Regions from separate parts of the Homo sapiens genome. Here all the other regions are linked to region 2. The links are chromatin contacts, found by Hi-C or POLR2A ChIA-PET in ENCODE. All regions are on one chromosome and are shown on one strand. The core of a region is the stretch at or near the end of the contact, and the rest is flanking DNA. Distances in the headings are between cores, read along the strand shown.

Evidence for each region. Hi-C counts contacts between places; a loop is a spot of excess contacts on that map. ChIA-PET counts read pairs that join two places held with the same protein, here RNA polymerase II (POLR2A). Pooled maps may share reads with other maps.
Region 1: a loop to region 2 is called in a map of mammary epithelial cell, with 3 times the contacts of the local background. The contact joins two enhancer-like sites. A Hi-C loop is called at or near these places in 16 of 168 maps with a recorded cell type or tissue (Caco-2, Calu3, HCT116 and 11 more), 3 of 37 single-sample maps with no recorded cell type and 14 of 50 pooled maps. POLR2A ChIA-PET finds 5 or more read pairs at or near these places in 1 of 52 experiments (A673).
Region 3: a loop to region 2 is called in a map of PC-3, with 14 times the contacts of the local background. The contact joins two enhancer-like sites. A Hi-C loop is called at or near these places in 9 of 168 maps with a recorded cell type or tissue (Caco-2, Calu3, MCF 10A and 5 more), 1 of 37 single-sample maps with no recorded cell type and 5 of 50 pooled maps. POLR2A ChIA-PET finds 5 or more read pairs at or near these places in 1 of 52 experiments (PC-3).

Annotation. Positions count from the first base shown.
Region 1 is chr7:31,746,086-31,749,525 of GRCh38, reverse strand. It overlaps a transcript of PDE1C not described here. Among named protein-coding and RNA genes, the nearest start is that of PPP1R17, 61 kb to the right of the region's middle. Within about 2 kb of position 1,250, at least 2 of the 41 ENCODE cell types and tissues checked have a DNase peak (open chromatin) inside an H3K27ac peak, as active enhancers do; they include PC-3 and mammary epithelial cell, where a contact is called at or near this core.
Region 2 is chr7:32,160,781-32,164,445 of GRCh38, reverse strand. It overlaps a transcript of PDE1C not described here. Among named protein-coding and RNA genes, the nearest start is that of PDE1C, 92 kb to the right of the region's middle. RefSeq lists an enhancer at 642-1,841. Within about 2 kb of position 1,250, at least 13 of the 41 ENCODE cell types and tissues checked have a DNase peak (open chromatin) inside an H3K27ac peak, as active enhancers do; they include PC-3, endothelial cell of umbilical vein and mammary epithelial cell, where a contact is called at or near this core.
Region 3 is chr7:31,814,002-31,817,433 of GRCh38, reverse strand. It overlaps PDE1C (phosphodiesterase 1C), which reads left to right. Exons shown (of 18, transcript NM_001191057.4): 15 at 1,280-1,510. Among named protein-coding and RNA genes, the nearest start is that of PPP1R17, 130 kb to the right of the region's middle. Within about 2 kb of position 1,518, at least 2 of the 41 ENCODE cell types and tissues checked have a DNase peak (open chromatin) inside an H3K27ac peak, as active enhancers do; they include PC-3 and endothelial cell of umbilical vein, where a contact is called at or near this core.

The DNA of each region.
Region 1 (3,440 bases), core at 1-2,500, 410 kb after region 2:
CCACATTTTTTCAGCACCACATATTTTCAAGACATGTGAGCTCACCCTGACAAACAATGGGCATTGACTCTGGGTCACACTCCTATAAGCACAAAAAACCCATAGCAGATTTGAAATGGCAGTGTTTCCCTTAAACAAAATCCAATCCTTAGGGCAAGACCAATCCACGTAAGGAAAGAACCCAATAAATATATCCTTTCCACTTCCACCACCACCTCTCCTGCCCACCCCACTTGACCCTGCCCAGGAGTTCTGCTTGTTTATTTTTTTTTCCATTCAGTTATAATATCAACCTCACAAAGGTAGGGCAGTGACTTTCATTTATAGGTGCTTAGAGAATGCAAATTCTCTTGTCTTCCTACCTTTTCCTTCTGCAAGCCAGTTAAGCCTTATCATGAGCACAGCCACCAAGCTTTTGAAATAGAACAGACACTCCAGCATCCCTCTGTTAGGATTTCTTGTCCCTGCAGGATAGAAGGAGAAGGTAGAGATGGTTGATAGCCACTATTTTTTAAGTCTAGGATTTTCATCCAAATCTCTCTTCCTTAGATGAAAGGCCACTTGTACATCAGCAAGCTTTCAGTTTGTTTTCCCATTGGCTGCAATTTCACATGATCAATTATATTCTCTTTGATCCATTTTCAATTTAAAAGAAATCTCTGTTGGAACAACATGCTGATTTATTGAGAGTTTGTCAAATTAGGTTGGAACTGGGGATGCCCTGGGACTGAGGGTGGGAGTGGGTGAAGGCTTCATGACTTGGCCTCCAAGCGTGGCCCTGATGTAGCCTCAAGTGCCGTCAGCAAGGCCAGTTGAGGCAAGAGAAGGCCCTGCATCATAGATGGTGACAGTAGGCCTTTGCTAGTGGTTTTATTTTTAAGACTGATCTAGGAGACTTATGAGTATTCATTATACTTTTGTTACATTCACAGAACATGAAAAGCTGCTTTTGGGGAATAACAAGTGATAATAACTGTGGAATACTCTCCTCATCTGCATATTTTAACTTCACATGTTCATATTTTAACTGCATCTTTAACTCATAATGTTCAACTTGGGTTCTCTGTGAATGTTCACTGGCATGCTTTGTTTTGTACACCTGAATAAGAGATTCAGCTGAGCCAAGCTTATAGAACCATCTCGTCTAGATATCAGTCATTATGGAGACAATGCATGTATGGTCATTGCCCTTTTAGCAGCATCTCTTATGACTCACTAGGTAAAGAAAGATTCCAAACTTTTGTAAGACACAAAGGTAAAAGGATACTAAATAAATATAACAAGAGAGAAAAATATATGTGATTGTGAAACTGCCTTTGCAAAATTATGACAGTAAGAGAAATCTGACATAGTTGATTCCCTCTTGCTTCTGATCTCCAAGCTGCCCTTGGTTATTCTTGGGTGTAGGCTAAGCTAACTTCAGAAGGAATTTAGTTTATAGTTTAACTTGAAAGGGAGGATAAGAATAGTCCCTCCCTAAAACTAATCCCTTCCTTGCTCAGGGACCAAAAACTGCCTTTGTAAGACTGACGAAAGGCCACAAGAACAGGATTATGGGAGGAGCCTGAACTCTGCTAAAATGTAAGCACAGTTTTTATAATCCTTTCTTGCTCAGGAGTTATATGGCCAGAGGGTTGTAGAACCCAAGACTGATTTTTTTTTTTTTTTGAGATGTTTTGCAGACTGACTCCACCTGGACTTGTGACTCCTGACTCAACTGACCCTGTGACCACACCCAGGGGCAGACTCAGTGCATGAGGGCCATTTTCCACACCCTTATGATCTCATCCCTAACCAATCAGCAGCTCCCATTCCCTAACCCCTGCCCACCAACTTGCCCATAAAATCTCCTCAACTCAGAGCCCTGGAGCCTTCAGGGAGACTGATGTAAGTGATAAGTAAGTGTAAGTTCTCCAGTGTAGGCCAGCCTTGTGTCAGTTAAACTCTTTCTCTACTGCAATGCTGAGATCTCAGTGGACTGATTTTTTTTTCTGTGCAGGAGGTAGGAAGAACTCATCAGGTGATTACAATCATAGTGGGCAAAAATTTGAAATGATAGAACACTGCTCTAGCATAGTCGGTTTCAAAATCCAGGTAATAATTTTTGAGAACCCACCAGGTTCCTGGCACTTTAATATATGCTAATATATTTTTTAACTCTTATAATGAACCTGTGTGGGAAGACTTACTGTCCTTATTGTTGATTAGCCAATGGGTTAAATTTTTCAGAAAGTTTGCAGAACTAGTGAGGAAAGGTAGAAAGGAGGTTCAATTGAGGTCCTTTGATTGCACTGCTATATATTTTTTCCATGCATTGTGTTGTTCACACAGACTTTTCTGGTGTGCCCCTTTGTTGAGCCTGCTCCCTGGCATCACAAGTTTTTCATATTCAACCATGCTCCTGTCATCCAACATAGAATTCAGGACCAGCAGCAATGGCATGATTCTTCTCAACACTCAGGATTGTGAGTTTCCCTCTCCCTCTTAGGCCAGGATTGATTGTGTCCTCTACTGAACCCATGTCATGAAGCATTTCTAGAAGAAGACCTACCTACCTTTCTAGGAGAAGAGCTGACATTACCACCCACACATTTGGACCTCTGGCCTCCATGCACCATTGCTCATTGAATGCATCTTCCCCACCTCTCATCAGTTAATCCAAATGGTTGGCTCTTTCTCCAACTTGTGGCTTTTTTTCCCTGTCCTCTCAATTAGGACATGTCGACAGCATAGTCCATGTGGGAAAAAAAAATTCCCTAATTTTTGTGTTTCCTACTTCTGTGGATATCTGACTCTACACCATTCTCATTCTTCCCTGAAGTCTCAGAGGAAGCTGTGTTCTCATGTTTAAAACTGGTTTCCCCCACTGAACCATATCCGGTTTCTACTGCTGAAATATACTTATATTTGATTTTTATAGAAAGTCAGCAATGGAATCCAACTATTTTGGATAGATATCCAAACTGCCAGAGCACAGTGATATTTCCACAGGCCCATTCCCCTTGAACTTTCTGAATCTATGCATTTGTCCTTGTCACTCTCTCAGTCCTGTACCTGCACTCCTAATGACTTGCTGGACTTCTTCATCTGAGTGTCTTGGAGTGCTGTAAGTGTCACTCCCATATTCTCCTGCAGCTCTTGTACAGTCTTCTCCCTGACGTCTATATTTCTGTTATTGCTACTATCATTTTCCTAGTGACTCATTCTCAAAGTCTTTATCTTTTACATTCCTCCAAATCCATCTTCACATTTGTCACTGATTCTTCTCTGGGATTCTGCTTCTACCTCTGGGTTCCTTCCTTAGGAATTACAGCCCTCCATTGCAAGAGAGATATCCCCTCTCATGTCAGACTCCCCCTGGAGCCAGAAAACCCACCTCCAGTGACCAGTGGCAGAGGCTTTATCAAGAGAAACATGAAGAACAAGTTTGCCAACATGTG
Region 2 (3,665 bases), core at 1-2,500:
GATTTGTTGTTGGTGAAAAAAGATATGGTGTGATTGGTTATACTAATTTGAGTGTGCACTTTGGATATATAGTTTGAGTTATATTTTGATACATATTTTATATATCCTATAAGACTGGCCCTATTCTATTGCACTAAATCTTTTTCTAGTCTAGACTTATGTTTTCAATCCACCTACCCTTTTTGGATAGAAGCCATTGAAGGCACTGCTTCTCAAACCTTATGTCTAAATGAATTCCTTGGGGAATCCTGTTAAATGCAGATCCTGATTCAGTAGGTCTGGGGTGCAGCCTGTGAATCTGCATTTCTAACAAGCTCCAACTGATGCAATAGTCTGAGGACCACCACCTTCAGAGTGGTGAGACATGGGCTTTGGAATCCCACAAGTATGAATTTGCAAACAATCTTTTAAACTACATGATTTGAGTAATGCTTTTGTTCTCTTTCCTCATTTTTCACATGCAAACAGTAAAATAATGGGCTTTGGGGGCTGCTGTTAGGATTAAGTGGGCCAAAGAAGGTGACAGCCTCTAATTCTTTCTCACTTCAGTTTTTAAAACCCTGTTTGGGAGAAGACTGATCCTCTACACCCCCAACTCTTTCTTTTGTGACTGGATTATGCAGTGGGCCCCAGCCAGGGAATATGAGCCCTATGGATGCTTTGTGAGTGATGCTGGCTGTGGGCCTGACCTCCTTGGGCAGTGGTGGAAATTCTGAAGCCACTCAGTGCATTGCCCATCTCAGTTCCTTTGCTTTGAATCATGCGACTCCCAACACAGGTTGAGTTGCCAGGTTTTGATAATTTTGCACTTGGAAGAATCATGTGCTTACTCCCTACAGAGTCAGTGGGGGCTTGGTGAGCTTCTCTTCCCACTTAGGATGGACTTATTTGGGCTTTGGCAAAGGCTTTCTAGATTCTATAGATAGCTTACTAAGAATATGTTCCAGAGAGCAGAATCGCATTGAGCCAACACCCTCAGCTACGGATGAGATTAAGGCCTTGTCAGATCCCATTTAATGGATTGTGTTTTCCATGCAGAATTAAATCGTTGAACTCATCCTCATTTTGGCTTTTGGCAGTCATTTTTCCACTAGGGGCTGCTGCCAAAATGTCAGTTTCTGACTTGATTACTTTCAGGAAATGTGCAGTCTGGCTGATGATATGGCATGGTGTGGGGTAGCGTCCCCTGGAGCTTCGGCCCCGCCCTGGGATGAGTCATGGGTTAAAATTCCCAATTAGCTCATAGGAAGTCTGGTCACACATATTTTTCTATTACTGAGTGTTGCTCACCCATTGGAAACTTCTGGGGACACCTACTCTCCTGACTTAGTGTTGCCTTCCTGGAGTTATTTTTCACCTTTAGTCTTTGCAAATCCAAATCATTTGCCAAGGGGAAAAATGAAAGAATGAATTCTGAGAATTTTTAAAGCCTAGAGAAGTTTTTATTGCAACCTTGGCTTCACATAAAGGCAATATTTAGGTCTCTCTTTGTAAGTTTTTAGAGACAGATCTTCCAGTGTTAAAAAATGACCAAGTATATATGAGGTAGACACCATTCCTCTTGCATTCTTGTTGGTCCTCTCACTGGTAGTTTGGGAAGGGAGGGCTTATCTCTGTGGTGGCCATGAGAATATACCTTTCATATCTCTGATCACAGAAAGTGAACTTGACGCATGGCCTCCTAGCTTGTGTGTGGGGAAATTTATCCCTGTGATGGCCAAAGCTGTGCATCCCAGAGGAACCCATTGGAACCCATTGGCGATGACTGAGCATGGCAGGGACCCTAAGGTCAGCTGTTCCTGGGAGACATGGAACTCCTTTGATGGTGACTTTGGTGTTCAGACTCACTAACGGCCTTGCTGAACTTTTTTTAGAGCTGCAGTACAGTCTCAGACACTGCCACCCAACTTTCTTTTACTGGGAGTCAGACCTGCATCCAGGTCTGATGGCTTTCTCAGCCTCGCTCAGCTTTTTACTCATTTGTTTTTACAGATTTTACTCCAATACATTTCTTGTATGTCTAATCCTGTCTTGACATCTGCTTCTAGGAGGACCACAGTCTCCCATCACACTGCAGTTCTCTGCTGGTGCATCACTTCTAGCTTGGCACGGGGGGCATAGCTCCAATGCTACTGGCCTGGATATTCTGGGCCAGTCTGTCTATATTTAATTTTATATTTGATGCAGTATCTTCCCTATGGGCTCTAGTGGGAGGGAACATGGGGCAAGTCACAATTTTCTTTAGTATCTTGTACTTTTATTGCCTTACAGGGGATTTTGTGGAAGCATTGAGATTAAAGAAACTACAACATAAGGATAAAATTGTAATTATCCTCAAAATATGATTGTTTTCATTGTCCAAGAAAGGTTCACAAATGTTGACCTTCATACAGAAGGTCTGCTGATGGACACACCTGGCTCCTAGCCAGTGGGCTTGTCTCTAGGGCTGACTCCCCCTAGAGAATGCATCCTTTTTCCAACCAGAGCACATTCTTCTTGGGCCGTTGAGAAATCCAGGCTTCCACCCCCAGGAATGTAGCTCATCTGAGGTGTCCTCAACCCCTCAGCATATGCCTCAACCACAATAAATTTTAGCAGCACATTTTACAAAGTGTGAGTTATTCATCCTAGAATAACCCTCAGGAAGCTTTCAGTGCTGTTGGGTTGGGAGGAGGAGCGGGACACTCTTTCTGGAGCTTCCACCTAACTCACCCTGCCAATGTGAAGTGTGGATAAACTTCTCTATGTTTCCTAATTAGCAACAGGAACTGCTGTTCCAGCCCACATAAAGACCCAAAATATGCAGGGAATCCCTGAAGTTCTCTCTAAACTCTAAACAAAGGAAGTTCCTTCCTTTGAAGGAAGTGTGAAGATTTGAGATCAGCTTGGACCAAACTACCCCTGGGGGTCAGTATGGGGTGCGAGGTAAATGCACTTCTCGTCTCCAGTTGCATGAGCAATAACTTCATTGTACACAACCTGTAGACTTACAGGGAAGAGATTTTCAATAGAGTATTTGATGTGTGAAGGTAGCACCAATAAGCTATGAGGGTGGGAGCAGTAGAGTAGAGGAGATTGGCAGTGAGATCACGGGTGTAGCCCAATGTCAAGGATGCTCTGTGCTCTCTTGGATACCTCCACAACTGGGCTGCCCAACCTCCTATCCGTGTGCTGTCTGGACACTACCACTGGCCCATGGTAGCACATCCCACATTATTCTTATTCATATTTTGCATTAGATACAAATTTTTCTGGGTGGCAGGGACCCACTGCCTGGATTGCCTGGTATATCATAGATGCTTCAGGTGTATTTGTTGATTGAATGAATGGGTTGTAGTTTTGCAGCCCAATTCATTTTTTATGGTTTAGCTCACGAACCTCCTATGAAAAGGATGGTGTAATTCTAGGAGCTGAAAGTATAAATTCAGTCCATCTCAGGCATTAGAGAAATTCCTGGTTGGGAGAGACGGCAGCAAGAGTAATGCTGTTGAAAATGCATTGCAGACTTTGGAAGCCTAAAATATAGGCAGTGGTTTGCAGAAGTCAGCTAGCCAGGGGCTTTCTCCCATCATATTCCTTCTTCCCTCCCTCCCTCCCTTTCTCTCTCTTTTCTTTCCTGTTTTTAGTTTCTTTCTTTCAACAGAGTATTGCTCTGTCACCCAGGC
Region 3 (3,432 bases), core at 269-2,768, 350 kb after region 2:
GCTTGTCCTTGGTCATTTGACCACGTCATCTATCACTAAGCCCTTGTCAAATTTACTTTAACCATACTCAATGTTCTTTGAGCATACCAAGCTCATTTCTACCTCATGGCCTTTGCATTTTCTAGTTCCTCTGACTGAGATACTATTTGTCCAGATTATTGCATGGCCAGCTCTTCATCATTTAGGACTTGGTTAAATGTCACCTTGTCAAGGAGGCCTTCCTTCTCCACCTCCTTGTCTACTGCAATTTCCCTCCCCTATGCTGATTATATTCCAGCATATTACTCTGCTTGGTTTTCTGCAAAGCGCTTTTTATAAACTGCAAGTATCTTAGTCATTTGTTTACTTAATTATGATCTCCTCTTTATAAATCCACTTGCTTGCTGCTGTATTCCTCGTACCTAAAACAGTGCTTAACGCTACAACTGCTCAATAAATATGAGTTGGATGAGTGAACCAATCTTTTCATAAATACTTAACCTACGCATTTCTGCGGTGGTTTTGACTAAGCACAGAGCCAAGCCCTTTTATAATCAACTGGATTAGAAATAATGCTAGCATCTTTTCATTAAAAGGAAAGACACAGACCAGGTACCTGGCCAAACTAAAGGCTACCTCTCATCTTGTGGACAGTTTGAAGACCATGTTTTTTTCATAAGGCTCAATTATCCCCTTCCTTGTTTTAAATTAACAAACAGTGTCCTCAGTGTGTTTGTCTTCAATTGCTCTAGTGTTGGATATTTTCCCTTTTTGTTTTGTAATCAATTGTTTGTGTTTAAACTCTAGGTCTTAAGCAAGCCCACATGAAGCTGCAGTTTTTACTGTGGCTATGGGAAAGTTTTATGATGTCTCTCAGCCTTGATTTCCACATTTGTCAAATTGAGTCACAGTAATAGTAGCTGCTGTAAGGTTGTTTTGAGGATGAAAATAAATAATCCCCAAAAAACACTCAGCATAATACTTGGCAGAGCGAACACGTTCAATAGAAGCTATTAATAACGGTGATATTAATAATACAATTATAATATTGGTTTATTAATTATTATCCTTATTATTTTCTCCCTGACCTCTCCTCTAACTGTTTTCAGAATGACATCATTATGAACCTATTTTATTCGTTTCCTAAGTATACATGCCAATCTGATGAATTAAGCAAAAATGTACCCAAACACTCAGTAAACACCTTAGATACTCTTTGTGTACTAAAACAGGCCATTCTCCTAACGGCATGACCTCTTTTTCTCTTTTCTGTGGCTTTCCCAACTTGCCATGGATGCAGAGGAGAAGGCCAAGAAGGAAGCAGAGGAAAAGGCTCGCCTGGCCGCAGAGGAGCAGCAAAAGGAAATGGAAGCCAAAAGCCAGGCTGAAGAAGGCGCATCTGGCAAAGCTGAGAAAAAGACGTCTGGAGAAACTAAGAATCAAGTCAATGGAACACGGGCAAACAAAAGTGACAACCCTCGTGGGAAAAACTCCAAAGCCGAGAAGTCATCAGGAGAACAGCAACAGAATGGTGAGTAGACTTACACTGGTGAAGGGCTCTTTTCGCGGCATTAATGACATAATGAATGGAAACTGGTGAACAACCCTACTGATGGGGTCAGCTCACAGGGCAAGGCTTCCCTGCTCATCCAGTTCCTTCTGATCCCACCTCATTGGGCTGCAGGATTCCAGCAGAAGCAGCTACCAGCTCACCTGTGCCATCCTCTTCAGGGAGATTGATACCTTTCTGGCCATTTCCAGCTGCCCTGGAGACTCTAGCCAGTGCCTGCCTGCCTGCCAGCTGGGGGAAAATTACCATGATCAACCCCAGCACATTCCTGAGTGTAAAGTGGGTAAATGGAAAGTCATTTTCCCATATATACCATCGCTCTATGAGGGCCAGACCTCAGGTTTGCCTGAGCCTTTTCCTGTAATAGATATCTGTATATCTGTGTGTGTACAAGTGTGTACTTTAGGGGGACCAGCTGTTTCAGTTTACCTGGGACTGGGAGACACAGAGCTTTCTGTTTTAAAAACAGAAGAGCTCCAGGCAAACTGGGGTAAGCTGGTCACCATAGTGTGCATATAGTTATTGATTTCTTATATTTAATGCAACAAATATCGATTAACAACTACGTGCCAAGCACCATGCTTAGCACTAGGGATTTAGAAATGGAAAGGCCACAAGAAGCCCAAAATATCAAAGGTGATAGAGACATCCTCCAAATATTTCTAGTGAAATGTGCAAGTGAAAGTAGTGACATGGCAGATAAAATGCCCGAGGAACATGTGCAGAGAAAAACACATTAGCTTTTTGGGGACTGGGGATTATAAAATGGGGTAAATGTCAGAGTAGGCTTCAAGAGGGGGTTTTGAATGCTGAAGCTGGCTGGTCAGATGGGCTAAAGATACTTCTGAGTGGAGAGAACAAGATGAGCAAGTACACAGGGCTTTGATTTGGTTTCCTTGTTTAGGGGCAGGCAGGAAGTTCTGAGTCTCCAGAGCTTGCAATTGACAGGTTGTGGCTGAATAGCAAGGTAATTTAGCAGTCAACAGACCTAGATTCAAGTCAAGCTGTGCTTCTCCCTTTTCAGTGTCCTTGGCCAGGCTACTTAACCTTCTACTGTTTCTACACAATGTATATAGTAATACCTATTCACAGCACAGGCCTCATGGAACCTTCAGTAATACTCATGATAGTAAAAACAGTGAAGAGAATAACAACAAATAGCATGTATTGACTGCACACTAGATGCTGTTTTAAGTTCTCTTTGTACATATTCATTCTCTTGCCTGCCTGGTGCGACCAGGTAATCTACTCAGAACCGTGTTCTAGCTATTATGCCACAGGGCCGTGGTCAATGATTTCTACATGTAGAAAGTGCTTAGCACGATGTTCTCCAATTATTTTTATAATTAACCATTTATAACATGTAATCAGAGAACAATATTTTAACACATGTAATAATAATGATAGCTTATATCATATTCCAGGAACCTTGCAAAAATTACTTCAGTTAATCCTGGTGACCACCCTAGGAGGCACAGAAGGCCATTGTCCCGACTCGTCCTGCCCCCTTCTGGAGATTGCTCTTAATTCATTTGCTTTGTATTCAAGTGCATTATAGTCTGGAAAAAAAAGTTATAAAGAATTTAATAAGAATTTTTCATGTACCCAAACTACCATTTGATCCAGCAATCCCACTCCTGGGTATCTACCCAGAGGAAAAGAAGTCATATGAAAAAGATACTTGCACATACATGTTTATAGCAGCACAATTCACTATTGCAAAAATATGCAACCAGCCCAAATGCCCATCAATCCATGAATGGATAAAGAAATTGTGATATATGTGTGTGTGTGTGTGTGTGTACATATATATGCACGCGTGCGTGTGTGTACATATATATGTATACACACACACACACACACACGATGGAATACTATTCAGC